Regions from separate parts of the Homo sapiens genome. Here all the other regions are linked to region 3. Evidence: read pairs that join two places in POLR2A ChIA-PET (ENCODE). Cell type or tissue: Panc1. All regions are shown on one strand.

Region 1 (5,000 bases), 570 kb after region 3:
ACCTGAGGTCAGGAGTTTGAGACCAGCCTGCCAAAATGGCGAAACACCGTCGCTACTAAAAATATAAAAATTAGCCGGGTGTGGTGGCTACTCTGGAGGCTGAGGCAAGAAGAGAATCACTGAACCCAGGAGGCAGAGGTTGCAGTGAGCCGAGATCGTGCCACTGCACTCCAGCCTGGGTGACAGAGCAAGACCCCATTTCAAAAAAAATTTTTTTAAATAAATAAATAAAAATAAAATCTTAAAAAATTTTTTCTTCTTTTTCAAGATTGTTTTGGCTATTCTGGGTAATTTGCATTTCCATATGAATTTTAGGGTCAGTTTATAAGTTTCTGAAACAAAGAAAGCTGGGCTTTTGATAAGGATTTCATTGAATTTGTAGATCAGTTTGGGGAGTATTGCCAACTTAACAGCTTAAACCTGCTTTTTTTTTTTTTTGAGACAGAGTCTTGTTCTGTCACCCAGGCTAGAGTGCAGTGGCGCGATCTTGGCCCACTGCAACCTCTGCCTCCCAGGTTCAGGTAATTCTCCCTGCCTCAGCTTCCCAAGTAGCTGGGATTACAGGCACCTGGCACCATGCCCAGCTAATTTTTGTATTTTTAGTAGAGACAGGGTTTCACCATGCTGGCCAGGCTGGTCTTGAACTCCTGACCTCAGGTGATCCACCTGCCTTGAACTCTCAAAGTGCTGGGATTACAGGCATGAGCCACCGTGCCCAGCCTTACAGCTTATGCCTTCTAATCCATGAACATGGGATGTCTTTTTATTTACCGAGATAGTCTTCAGTTTCTTCCAATAATGCTTTGTAGTGCATTGCCTTTTTTTTTTTGAGATGGAGTCTCACTCTGTCGCCAGGCTGGAGTGCAGTGGCATGATCTCAGCTCACTGCAACCTCCGCCTCCTGGGTTCAAGTGATTTTCCTGCCACAGACTCCCGAGTAGCTGAGACCACAGGCGTGTGCCACCACACCCGGCTAATTTTTTATATTTTTAGTAGAGACGGGGTTTCTCTGTTAGCCAGGATGGTCTCGATCTCCTGACCTTGTGATCCACCCGCCCTGGCTTCCCAGAGTGCTGGGATTACAGGCGTGAGCCACTGTGCCCAGCCTGTGCATTGCCTTTTAAAACAGGTAACAAAACCCAAAATTGGGTCTGTTCGCTATATAAACCCCATGGGCATGACAACTGATTTTCATGTGTGTCAGATATTCTAAATTTATGCTGGTATCTAAAATCTGATTATCATGGAGCTTTATACATAGAGTAACATTGCTTTGGTCCTTCATAAGACAACTTTTACAAAACTGTACTTTGGCATTATCATTAGTAATAACTACCACTTAACCTGATACTAAGGTTCTTTTACATATTAACACATTTAACCTTTCCAGTGATCGAATGAGGCAGATATTCTGCAATCCCCACTTCAGAGATAAGGCACAGAGCTTGCCCACTATACTGTAACTGGTAGTTTGTACAGCTGTGATTTGAACCAGGGAGCCTGCTTCCCCAGTCTGTACAATTAAGCACTGTTTGGTAATATGTATGGGGTGTCCACTGCTCAAAAGCTGCAAAAGGGTATGTGTACAATGAAGTAACTCTTATCTGCCACCTTTGTCCTCCAGCCACCAGGTTCTCTTTCCTAGAGTGGCATTCTGTTCTTGGCTTTCTCTGTGGCTCTAAGGGTGCCTCAGAAATCTCACTATCATGGCTTTTCCAATGTGCCATTGAAGACATTCACTATGTTATGCAATTTCCTCTATTGAAAGATCCATGGGAAAATTGTCACACTGGTCATCATATCAAAAATAAATGTTGCATTTCCTTAACACTTAGATTTTTCTTTATTTCATAGAAACTTTGATGTTTATAAGTATATCAAACACATAGAATACATGTTTTCCTCTTTTGGGAGGCCAATTAGAAACTTGGAGCAAAATTTGTAGCCACTTCTAGTCATTATTTAGGCTCTCTACCCTGCATTTATTTATCTATGCTTTAACTTTTTTCCCATTATTATACTTGCCTCACTTATTTATGAAGTTGTTTGAGATCCTTTGGAAGTAGGAGGGAATGGGGAGTTAATTAGTAAATAATTAAATGATAAGAGGGTTTCTAGTGGGAGTAGAACGGAAAGATGAAATTCAGCTCAATTTCGGTGACTTTGGAGGTTTTTCTAGTGATTTGTTAGTAAAATGAATATTTCATAAATTAAAGAGGCATAGTTATTGATCCAGACACGGGAATAATTTTCTGTAATTAGTTAAAATCCTGGGCTGGGCCCAGGGGCCCACGCCTGTGATCCCAGCACTGTGGGAGACTGAGGCAGGAGGATTGCTTGAAACCAGCCTGGGTGACACTGCGAGACCCAGTCTCTACAAAAAATAAAAAATTAGCTGGGTGTGATAGGGTGTGATGGTGGGTGCCTATAATTCCTAGGGAGAGGTTTAGTTGGGAAGATTTTTTTTGAGCCCAGGAGCTTGAGATTATAGTGAGCTATGATAGTGCCATTGTCCTCCAGCTTGGGCAACAGAGCAAAAACCTTGTCTCTAAAAAAATAAAAAGAAAAATACAGTGAATGCTTGATCTTTTCATCTTACTTTTATTACGTGTTCTGCCGGTAATGTAATAACAACATGATAGTGGTCAAAAAGAAGGATAAGATTGTCCAGGATCTCTAACTCTCAGTCCTTCAAATATATTTCACCTTTCAAACTTTGGTTACCATATTTGTGATCTTTTAGTTCATGGGTTAAATCATTTGGCAGTTACTTTTTCTTTAAAATCAACTTTATTGAAATAAAATCTATATACAATAAAAGTCACTTTTTAAAAGTAAAAAATTCAATGAGCTGTGATAGATATAAACTATCACCACAGGTATAACCATCTCCACAATCATTCACAAAACTTCCCTCTCTGCCTTTATGGTTAATCCCATTCCCTGTCCCCTGGCAAATGTAGCTCTGATTTCTGTCCATATAGATTTGCCTTTTCAAGAATTTAATACAAATGTAATAAAAGAGTATGTAGTCTTTTGTGTCTGTTTTTTTTTCTCAGTGTAATGCTTTTGAGATTTATTCATGTTGTTGAACGTATCATTGGTTCATTCCTTTGTATTGCTGAGCAGAATTATTTTGTGTGCATATATCACAGTGTATTTATTCACTTGCCAGAAGATGGACATTTGCAGCACTGTTTGTGCCAATATAAGATATGCAAACAACCTAAATAACCGTTAATAGGGGTCAGGTTAAATAAACTATAATATATCCATGCAATAAAATACTATGCTATGCATCTGTAGAAAGCAATAATAATAATGACTGCTCTTAATGTCTATGATAGAATGTTCTCCAAACTATATTGTAAAAGAAAAAAATAAGGTACCTGCGACAGACTAGGAATAGAGGGGAACTTCCTCAACTCAATAAAAAACATCTACAAAAAACCTACAGCTAACATCATACTTAATGGTGACAAATTGGAAGCTTTGCTCCTATGATTAGGAACAAGGCAAGGCTGTTCTCTCTCAATGCTGCCTTTCAACATTGTGCTGAAAGTCCTAGCAACAAGAGGAGAAAATAAAATCAAAAGTATGCAGATTGGGAAGGAATAAGTAAAACTGGTTTTGTTAAAAAATGACATGATTATACAGAAAATTCAAAAGAGTAGACAAAATGACTCCTAGAACTAATAAGCAATTATAGCAAGGTTGTAGGATACAAGGCTAATATATAAAAATCAATCACTTTCCTATATATCAGTAATGAACAAGTAGAATTTGAAATTAAAAACATAATGCCATTTACATTAACACCTTCAAAAATAAAATACTTGGGTTGAAATCTAAGAAAGTATGTACAAGATCTATATGAGGAAAACTTGATGAAAGATATCAAAGAATAATTAAATAAATGGAGAGATAGTCCATGTTCATGAATAGTATCTCAGTCTGTGCTGCTATAACAAAATATGATAAGCTGAGTAGCTTAAAAACAACAGAAATGTATTTCTCACAGTTCTGGAGGCTGGGAAGTTGAAGATTAAAGAATTAGCAGAGATAGTGTTTGGTGACGGCTTGTCTCCTGGTCCATAGATGTTGCCTTCTTGCTGTCTTCTTCCATGGTGGAAGGGATGAATGAGCTCTCTAGGAACTATCTTATAATAAAGGGCACTAATCCCTCATGGCCTAATATCCTCCCAAAAGGTCCCATCTCCTAATACAATCACTTTGGGGGTTAAGATTTGAACTCTTGAATTCTGTGGCAACACAAACATTCAACTATAGAGGATAAGAAGACTCAATATTATCAAGATGTCAGTTTTTCTGAACTTGATGTATAAATTCAATGGAACCCCAATAAAAATCTCACTAAGTTATTTTCTATCAACAAACTGATTCTAAAGTTTATAGAGACAGGCAAAAGACCCAAAATAGCCAACTCAATATGAAGGAGAATAAAGTTGGAGGACTGACTTCAAGACTTACTATTAAATCAAGACAGTGTGGTATTGGCAAAAAACAAACAAACAAAAACAGACACATAGATCAATGAAACAGAATAGAGCGCTCAAAAATATACCCACGTAAATATAGTCAACTGATCTTTGACAAAGGGGCAAAGGCAATAGAGAAAAGATACTGTTTTCAGGAAATGCTGCTGGAACAACTGGACATTCATACATGAAAAGAAAAAGAATCCAGACATAGACCTTACACCCTTCCCAAAAATTAATTCAAAATGGATCACAGACAAATGAAAAATGTAAAATGCAAAACTATAGAACTCCTAGAAAAATAACATGGGAGAAAATCTAGATGACCTTGGGTTTGATGATAACTTTTTGGATACAACACCAAAGGCGCAATCCATGAAAGGAAGAATTGATAAGCTAGATCCCATTAAAATAAAAACTTTCTGGTCTTCAGAGAACGCTGTCAAGAAAATGAAAAGACAAACCACAGACTGGGAAATATTTGTGAGAGACATAACTAAT
Region 2 (5,000 bases), 180 kb after region 3:
ACCTCAGTATGGTTTGCTGACATTTCACAAAGCAACTTCATATTGTTATTTATCATTCAACTGCTTTTAAAATGTGCTGAGTGGCTATTGTGTGTCAGATACTGTTCTAGCGGCTGGATATACAATGATGAATAGGTCTGGCTCCTACCTTCATGGAGCTCAGCCTTATTGAATAGATACATAAGCAGCTGTTCTCCCTGGACTAGGTTAGATGCCCTTCCTCTGTGGCTCTTCCATATTTTGTTTACCGATCAGCATATCTGTTGCATTGAGATTACTTGTGACTTGTCTCTTCCTTTAGAAGCTATGCTCTTTCAGGACAGAGCCCGTGCCCTGTGCTCCATTATATCCCCAGCTCTGGCTCAGTGTCAGACTCACACTGACTGCTCAATAATCTTTGTTGAATGAGCAAATGCAGTGTGCTACATGCTATTATCAACTCTTGGGCACAGCATCATGAAAGTGAAGAGCTATCAGCCGGGCGTGGTGGTTCACGCCTGTAATCCCAGCACTTTGGGAGGCTGAGGCAGGAGAATGGCTTGAACCTGGGACGTAGAGGTTGCAATGAGCCAAGATTGCGCCATTGCACTCCAGCCTGGGCAACAGAGTCAGACTCCGTCTCAGAAAAAAGTAAAGAGCTATCAAATTAGTTGGGTTTAATCCCATGAATTTGCTTCCTGTTGCAAATTAATTTATTCCTTAAAAACAAAAAATAGCTTTGTTCCAAAGGTCTCAGTTGAAAAATTCCAGCATATTAAATATCCAAACTTGCCAGAATTTGGATAATTTTCAGCAGTAACAAATTGAGATGTAATAAAATGATCTAAATTAATATTTTAAAGTTCAAAAAAAAAACTAGCCTAAAGAGATTGTATTTTCTAAATATTCACTCAATATTGAATACAAATACCCATCTTTTATACCAATAACAACAATAAAATTGGAAAACAGTTTTAAAAAACACCTACACATACTCTACTTTAGCACATGAATTATTTTCATTTTTCCGCATTTGCTCGTAGTTTACTTCCTACACATACATGAATCTTACCTAGCTTTAAACACAGCACAAATACAGTTCTGCATTTTTATTTTTGTTTATAAGAATTCAGATGCCTGTTAGGGAATATAAATATCATTATAAGGTGAGAATTTCTGACCATGTAATCCTAGATTGGGGTCAAAAATTATAAATTATAATTTTATGTTTATCATTACAGTAGGATCTGGGCTAAATTCCTCCATTTTGTGGAATGACATGCAGTGGAAGAAACTTACACAGGATATTGAATAATTCATTCCTTTTTTCTGAATGAAAAACCACCAAACAAAAGTAGTTTATGAAGTATCCCCTCAAGTATGACCGTGTGTCAGAAGTTTCTCTTTTTACCCACAGGTACCTTCTGGATACCTCCACATGGTCCGAGTGCACTGAACCCAAGCACATTGTGGAATGGAATGTATCTCTGTTTTCTATCCTCTTGGCTCTTGGTGGAATTGAATTCATCTTGTGTCTTATTCAAGTAATAAATGGAGTGCTTGGAGGCATATGTGGCTTTTGCTGCTCTCACCAACAGGTAAGAACCTGCATGAAAATGTCGTAGTCTGGCCCTGGTGTTAATATACCATTGTTTTCATCATAAAGAAAAAGGCAAAACCAAACATGCTCGACCTACCAGCATTTATTCTGATATCATCTTTGTAGCAACACAATTATAGCATTCACTTTAGCTGTCAGTAACAAGCTTCCTCGAGTCTCACAGTCACAGGATTGTCTTAGTTCTTTGCAGTTGGCTCTATGTACACAAGAACATGCTGCCCATAGACACAGCGCTCCCTTCAGGATCTAATTCACTGCCTCTGCTCTCGCTGCAGAGACAGAAAAAAAAGTGATGTCTGCTCTTTGTTTGCTGTTATATTCCCAACTAGTATACATAAGTAATAGCCAACCATTCAATGCATCAGGCACTATGCTAAACCCATATGACTCAAATATTAAGCAATAGGCTTAAGATCACCTACTCAGGAAATAACAGGCTTCAAACCTTGAGTCGCTCTGTGCAAAAGCTCCTACTTTTAACCTGTATTCCACACTTGCTGTTTGGTTGGATTTTCTGCAATTCCTTCCTAATAAGGAGTCATAAAAATGCCTAAGCAGTAAGTATGGAGAATCACTAGCAATCTTTGAACAGCAGCTCATGAAAAGCCTTTCGTTGTGAAAGAAAACCAGGAAGCACTTGTTTCCTGGGGATATGATTTAGGAGAAAAAAATGCATTTGTTTGTAGCAGTGAAAGTTCTTGTTTCTATATCCTCCTAAAATATATATATTATTGAATTAATGAAAGTCCAGCTTTGATCCTATCTTTGAGAGGGTTATTTTATGTCTTATATTTTTCAAACCATTTACTCCTCTGGTGCCAGATCTGTTAACTTTCTTTTAAAAATAAGACAAAAACCTAATGAAAACTGAAAGCCCATTGCTACCATGAAAAACTTTGCTGAAAATAAAAGGAAACTTTCTGTAATTTTGGGGGAAGGTTAAAATGAAAATCTAGTTTTCCTTATCAGGCAAGTATAGCAAGATTAATAATTTCTTTGGCAAATTTCCAAGAAAATAAGGGAATGGGAAACCTTCAATATGGAGCTTCTTTCAAGCAGTACGGTTGGGGAAGGGCAGAGAAGTATCCTCTAGGGATTGCTGTCATGCAGCTTACCTTTAGCCTTGAATTTCATACAAGGCAGAGTTCAAAGTAAGTGATTACTTGTACTAAATGTACTCACTTAGTACGTTTTGGGGACAGGCATAAAGAGCCAATGACCAAAATGGCTGAAGTGATTTGGCAGGGAATGATACTCTCCTCTGATTTGGGGTAGTAAATACACCAGGTTTCCCAGCTGAGTCACTGTAGGGATGGCTTCTTCCCAGATACTACAGGGAAGATCTGTTACCTTTGTTTATAAGACAAAAGACACTTTCAAAGGGCAGGTCTTTTCATGTAGAAGAGTCAGGTCCATAACTCGGTAGCATTTAATTTGAAAGGTTACCCACATTGAGCTCATACCAGTGTGAAACTTCCATGGCATTATCTTTTAAATCCCTAAGATTAAAACCCCACACAAATGCACTCAAAGCAACCCAATATCAGTATCCTGCAGTTTCTATGGGCCCTTTCTGCAGCCTTTACTCATGGAAGACAAGGGATCTGGGTTTGTTTAGGAAACATTTTGTGAGCATTGTCCAAGCCCTAAGTATGGTTGGCCTAAGCTTTGCTGAAGCTAAGATCAGTCTGTTTATGTTTGCTTAAAATAGGAACTTAAAGGACTAAAATGTCATCATTATTTATCCTGATTATAGCCTAATGGTATTTTATTTTCTCTACAGCAATATGACTGCTAAAAGAACCAACCCAGGACAGAGCCACAATCTTCCTCTATTTCATTGTAATTTATATATTTCACTTGTATTCATTTGTAAAACTTTGTATTAGTGTAACATACTCCCCACAGTCTACTTTTACAAACGCCTGTAAAGACTGGCATCTTCACAGGATGTCAGTGTTTAAATTTAGTAAACTTCTTTTTTGTTTGTTTATTTGTTTTTGTTTTTTTTTAAGGAATGAGGAAACAAACCACCCTCTGGGGGTAATTTACAGACTGAGTGACAGTACTCAGTATATCTGAGATAAACTCTATAATGTTTTGGATAAAAATAACATTCCAATCACTATTGTATATATGTGCATGTATTTTTTAAATTAAAGATGTCTAGTTGCTTTTTATAAGACCAAGAAGGAGAAAATCCGACAACCTGGAAAGATTTTTGTTTTCACTGCTTGTATGATGTTTCCCATTCATACACCTATAAATCTCTAACAAGAGGCCCTTTGAACTGCCTTGTGTTCTGTGAGAAACAAATATTTACTTAGAGTGGAAGGACTGATTGAGAATGTTCCAATCCAAATGAATGCATCACAACTTACAATGCTGCTCATTGTTGTGAGTACTATGAGATTCAAATTTTTCTAACATATGGAAAGCCTTTTGTCCTCCAAAGATGAGTACTAGGGATCATGTGTTTAAAAAAAGAAAGGCTACGATGACTGGGCAAGAAGAAAGATGGGAAACTGAATAAAGCAGTTGATCAGCATCATTGGAACATGGGGACGAGTGACGGCAGGAGGACCACGAGGAAATACCCTCAAAACTAACTTGTTTACAACAAAATAAAGTATTCACTACCATGTTGTTGTTGTTTAGTTTCATTATCCTTAAAAGTTCTCTTTTTTCTCCCCCCCCCCCTTTTTTTTTTCCAGTTTGCAAGTTATGTGGCCCCTATTGCTAACGGCTTCCTGTCTTTTTGTTTCTTTATCCTACTCTCTCATCCTCTTTCTCCTCTTCTTTCTCTGCTGTCTGTAAATTGCCATTGCTGTACCTGTGGGATCATCACCCCAGTTAGGCACTGGTCCTTTCTACCAGGTGCTGCAAGTATCAGCCTCCCTGGAAGGGTAACAGGCATTTTTCTCCTTACTGTACAGGGTTAGGCTCTTTCAAGTGACAGGATTCCTGGACTTATTGGGAATTTTCTATAGAAATGTTCCGTTTTTGGTGTTCATTGGTCTGGACAACAGATAAGCAAATTTATAAAGAAGCATAACCAGCTATTAGACAGCAGAGCTCCTCCTATGGGCAAGCTGCCCTGCAGTGGGCGGCTCCTGACTGAAGGTTTCAGCCTATTCTGTACCATAGTCCCTCTGGCAGGCTGGTGAAACCTACAGACACCTTCGAAGAATAATGTTCATAAATTCATAAAATGCATAGAATTATGAAGAAAACCAATACACTAGAATATTTTATGAAAATGTTTTTTTAAACATATAGTGTAGTTGTCTTGACAGCCAGCTCTGTCACGTCAACACCTGTGGATAGCAATAACGTGTGTCCTAACAGCCTTCTAAGGAGTCGGTCTAAGAACTATCCTACTTTTTTTTTTTTCACTGAG
Region 3 (5,000 bases):
GGAGGCCCAGGCGGGCGGATCAGCTGAGGTCAGGCGTTCGAGATCAGCCTGGCCAATATGGTGAAATCCCATCTCTATTAAAAAATACAAAAATTAGCTGGGCGTGGTGGTGGGCGCCTGTAATCTCAACTACTTGGGAGGCTGAGGTAAGAGAATCGCTTGAATCAGGGAGGCGGAGGTTGCAGTGAGCTGAGACCGTGCCATTGCACTCCAGCCTGGGTGACAGAGTGAAACTCTGTCTCAAAAAAAAAAAAAAAAAAAAAAAAAAAGAAGATTCCAGTAGGGAACACTAGGAGTTTTATGGGGAAGTTTTCTATAGTCTTTTTAAATACTGGGTAGTGGCATGATCTCAGAGCACCAGCCAGTGTTCACAGAAGACCAAAATGAGTGTATACTACATATGCATTTTGATTCAAGGATAACATTTAGAAAATCCAGAACTGTAGTTTTTTTGTTGTATGTTTTGTTTTCATTTTTAAGAAGGAAGCTCCTTTTGACACACCTTCTCAAATAAAATTTAGAGCTACAGGCTTTTATTTTGTTTTGCTTGGGATCAGAATCTCCTCTTTGTAAGTGTTTAAAAGCAGAGCTGCTTTGGTTTCTGTCTGTTCCCCCATCCTTGCCCCAAACCTTATTCCTTTCCTTCCCAAAGATCCTGAACCACTTTACAGGGCTGAGAGACAACAAACCGAGAGGCATTGATCCCAAGGAGTGGCCTCTTTCCTTCATGGTTTGTTTGTTTGTTTGTTTTTGAGACGGCATCTCACTCTGTCTCCCAGGCTGGAGTGCAGTGGCGCGATCTCGGCTCACTGCAACCTCCACCTTCCGGGTTCAAGCAATTCTCCCGCCTCAGCTTCCCAAGTAGCTGGGACTACAGGCGCGTGCCACCATACCCAGCTAATTTTTGTAATTTTAGTAGAGACGGGGTTTCACTATGTTGGCAAGGCTGGTCTGGAACTCCTGACCTTGTGATCTGCCCACCTCGGCCTCCCAAAGTGCTGGGATTACAGGCATGAGCCCCTGCACCCGGCCTGCTTCACACTTTTTGACTCACTTCACTGTGTGCCCCCAGAGTCTCTGGATTTCTTCAGAATTTTAAATTTTACCATAGAGTGTGAAATAATCTGGCAGTTTCCCATGCAGTCCAGGCAGTCAGCTGGAAGGAGATTTCTATCAGTCTGGAATAGAGGCCAACCACAGTGCTCACCACAGGCAAGAGGCCTCAAGGGACCTGGTCCCGGCCCCTCACCCTCTGCTCCTCAGCCACATGGGCTGCTCTGATTTTGCACAAGTACTCCAAGCTCACAGTTTCCACCTTAGGATCTTTGTACTTGTCCCCCACCCTGATTTCCATACTTCATTCAGATTTAGAGCACACATCACTGCTTCACAGAGGCCTTTCTTAACTTCCCTGCCTAAAATAGCTCCACATTTCTTTGTTCAAATCCCTTATCACTAAAATTATTCTGTACATTTGTTATAGCCTGTCTTTTCGTTAGACGATAATCTCCTACAGGGCAGGGACCTTGCTGTCTTGTTCATCATTGTATCTCTACTTCCTAGAAACAGGGGAAATGAATAGCTAGGTGAACCGTAGATCATTGGAAAGAAAAAAAATCATCTATAGTTCTATAAGCGAAACACCACCACTGTTAATATTCTAATACTTTTTCATTTCAAAGGTAATTAACTTTTTGGGGGTCACTAGAAATCCTATAAGATATATGGGTACAGTCCTCAATGAAATGCATATTTATACAGGTTTCCAAAATTTGGCATATACTTCTACCAGATTTCCTAATCCTGTTACCCCTGGTTACATTCTTCTTTCGTTTTTTTTTTTTTTCCTGAGTGGTCCTGGCCCAATGCAAAGCACCTAAACCACACTATTGTTTTTGCTTATTTGATTGCTGAAAAAGGCTGTTTCTTTAATTTGCATTAGTGTGATTCCTTACGAAGCTGATAATTTGCCATATTTTATTACTAATTGCATGTTCTCTTTTATGAATCGTTCAAGTCTTTTGACTACCTCTTGGAATCTTAGTATCTGTTACATGATCTCCATAATAAAGATGTTTACTAAAAGGGCATGCTATTAAAAAACACATGCACACATTAAAAACTAGCAACTCACGCTGGCAACTTTTCTTCCATTCCGTGTGGAACACAGCTGTAGATTCGTTTTCTCTTAGCTTGGGCAACTGCCATACTTCGCACCTGGAGTAGTTTTAAAATGATTCAGGAAAGCTAACCAATAAAAAGCTACAATAAACTCTCTACTGACTAAAGAAAAATAAATGCATGAATCAGAGTTTCCATTTCCTGCTGGATAAAAGTATACCTATTGTCTGAAGATAACAAAACAGTTGTAGTTGTACTGCTATTGCCCAACCATGGAATTATATTCAAAATCACAAGGACAACTTTGTGAAGCAGCAAAGTGAATAACTAAATTTCCTCTTTTTCACAGGCTAGATAATTGTTTTTCTAAATTCACTAACTCCATAGAGGTGCTTCCTGCCACGGGCCACTTGTGATAAATCTTGAGATATCCCTGCAATCAAATGGAGTCAGAGTAGCACATTCTGATGCTGCTTTAGGTGGAAGAAAGAGTTCTTTCTTTACAGGAAAAAGGATCCAGAAGAAATCAGCCTGCCAGAAAGATGTGATTTTTTTTTTTCCCTAGACTTCCCTGGATATATTATAATGATGAGAACTAATGTCTGAATCCTTTAAATGCCAATAAAATATACATTTGGGGTAATGCAGTTATTATGAAAATATAAAAGCCAGTGTTACAGGCATTTCTATTTTACACCTGAAAAAGGAGAGTTGCCTAGATACTTGCACACTGGTGTGTGGACTACATTATTGTTTGGATGGGCAGGCAGGATAGCAAGTAGGAAAATCATTTCCTGGTGCTAAAAATTCAGGGTTTCCTGTGAAGTAAACGAAGCTTGGGTTACAAGTCTAAAACTAGACAGGCTTGGGGCATCTGGAGGACCGGAGGCCCATCTGGCAAGCTTTGGGGCACCTGGAAGTGGTTTTAAGGCTTGAAACAGTGAAGCTGGGAAAGTGTGGCTGAATCAACATATATTCCAGAGCTCTGTGCCTTATCAACTGAGCCGGCTGAGAAATTTCCTTGCAGTTATTCTCACCCAGAATTGGAATAAAGGGCTCAGTGTGAAGTTGGGATAGTACAACTTCTCGGTTTAATACTTTACAGATTTTTGGAACCAAATGCACCCTGAAGTGAAAAGCTGCTTTTTTTTTGCTGACCTTGTTGGATGGCTAATACTGTTTCTGGGAAATAAGAGAAACAAGCGGCTCATTGTTGGCAGGAGCTGAGAGAGACACAAGGAGGGCGAGAGACGCGTCTGCAGCCCTTTTTTTCCCTTCATTGTATCGTGACTGAGTCAAGGCTGGATTGTGGCTGGGTTTTTCTTCCTACCTCTGTAGACATATGTTTTCCATCAGACAGGGCTGCGTGACACCTGACGTTGGCCAGTTCACATGAGTTAAGCCATGGACGGCGCATAAACAGAGGAAAAGACCCGCAGCTGCACCCAGACACTCTTGATGCTGAAATATTTTTCAAAGCTTGATGTGGCTGGGTCTGCACATAAGTCAGAAACGATTTACACCTGTATGTTTTGGCTTGCTTCTTTCAGTTGCATATCATTATTCCCACAAAGCCTCTATGGCCAGAAGGTCTACCATTGGCTGATGGCAGCACCTCTCCTTCCCATATATAAGCCTTTCTAAATTATGAAATGTGAGTTTTCAAAGTTTATTTGATTTTTGTCTTTTTTTTTTGGAGGATTGAAGAACAAAATGCTCTACCATTTCTATAAAGTGAGGTCACACAAATGGTGTCATCAAAACATGCGATTCACGTTGATCCCATCATTTTAAAGTAAATAAGTTAATTAAAATAGTCTGTTAGACTTTTTCATGAAATAGGGAAAAGGAAACACTACTTGGCCTCATCACCAAATTTAACTTATCACGTATATTTTGATGACTACGAAAAAGGATTGGGCAGTGATTGGTGATCCGTTGGTGATCATTGGGCAGTAATTGGTGATCCATGCAGCTGATGCCAGCTGTAGTATTCTAGCAGGCGTTCCGGGTTTCCTAGGTTTGTCGCAGCCTGTTCCTGAGATCTGGGCTGAGGCATTTAATCTTCCAATATTCTTCATCTCTAAAATAACTGAATTAGTCTAAATCATTGGTTTTAAAGTCTGTCCCAAAGTCCCATGCTAGAATCTCAGGGGGATGTGAGCAGAAGCTAACCTTAGTGTTCAGTTTCCAAAAGCTGGGCCCTGTTCAATGTGTTTTAAACATTTGTTTAAAGTTTCAGCATGACACTTGAGAAATGCCTGAAGGGAAAGCAGAGTGAAAGCAAGACCAAGATGATTTAGAGAAGACAGTCAAAGGTGCTGACTTTAAGTGCTAATTTCCTCAGCTGATGAAAGAACCCTGGGACATAAGGATAGCCTCTGCTTCAAGCCGTACACTTGGCTCTGGAGAAGGATTCTACTACTAAAGAAAAGTTTGAGAACCATTGCTCTAAATGGACTAAGACCCTTCTATCCTGAATTTCTATGGTGATAGCACAAACTCGGGTAAATACATGGCCCTCACCTATAATGAGTGCTGTGGGGAAAGTGATGAGTTTGTAAATCATGTGTGAAACTCAGAATGAAATGGGGCTAAGCAGGCAACTATGCTCTGGAAGTAAGAGGAAGCAGCAACTAGAATGTGGTACCCTTTGGATATTCCCCTATGAAACTCTAGAGGTAAGGGTTAAAATGCATCCTCTAGAGAAGATGAGTTATGGGTGAGGCGTTGCCAGTTTTTTTCTCAGTTCTCATCTTGATTATGTTTCTATTTGAAATTTAAAAAGCCTATGATGATCATCTTGCTATAAATGGAACTGATATTTTGTTACCAATTTCTAACCTCCCTTAACCTTACTTTGGGGAGAATGTATTTAG

Evidence for each region. ChIA-PET counts read pairs that join two places held together with the same protein. Peaks named below come from ENCODE experiments on the same cell type or tissue, not always from the same donor. Only the 100,000 strongest peaks of a DNase experiment are listed, where the experiment ranks them.
Region 1: POLR2A ChIA-PET joins it to region 3 with 11 read pairs; 2 of 35 experiments call an interaction of 5 or more read pairs at or near these places.
Region 2: POLR2A ChIA-PET joins it to region 3 with 18 read pairs; 3 of 35 experiments call an interaction of 5 or more read pairs at or near these places.

What each region holds. Positions count from the first base shown.
Region 1 is chr3:148,978,024-148,983,023 of GRCh38, reverse strand. No RefSeq gene overlaps it. Among named protein-coding and RNA genes, the nearest start is that of GYG1, 11 kb to the left of the region's middle. In Panc1, no CTCF peak of the experiment used is centred here; no DNase peak of the experiment used is centred here.
Region 2 is chr3:149,368,264-149,373,263 of GRCh38, reverse strand. It overlaps TM4SF1 (transmembrane 4 L six family member 1), which reads left to right. Exons shown (of 5, transcript NM_014220.3): 4 at 1,397-1,577; 5 at 3,384-4,242. The coding sequence ends at 3,398. Among named protein-coding and RNA genes, the nearest start is that of TM4SF1, 6.9 kb to the left of the region's middle. In Panc1, CTCF peaks have their summits at 1,600, 1,802, 4,481 and 4,680; DNase peaks (open chromatin) are centred at 2,239, 2,505, 2,717 and 4,999; H3K4me3 peaks cover 3,710 bases; H3K27ac peaks cover 5,000 bases.
Region 3 is chr3:149,552,331-149,557,330 of GRCh38, reverse strand. All of the region lies in intron 3 of WWTR1 (WW domain containing transcription regulator 1), which reads left to right. Among named protein-coding and RNA genes, the nearest start is that of TM4SF4, 80 kb to the right of the region's middle. In Panc1, no CTCF peak of the experiment used is centred here; a DNase peak (open chromatin) is centred at 2,260; H3K27ac peaks cover 5,000 bases.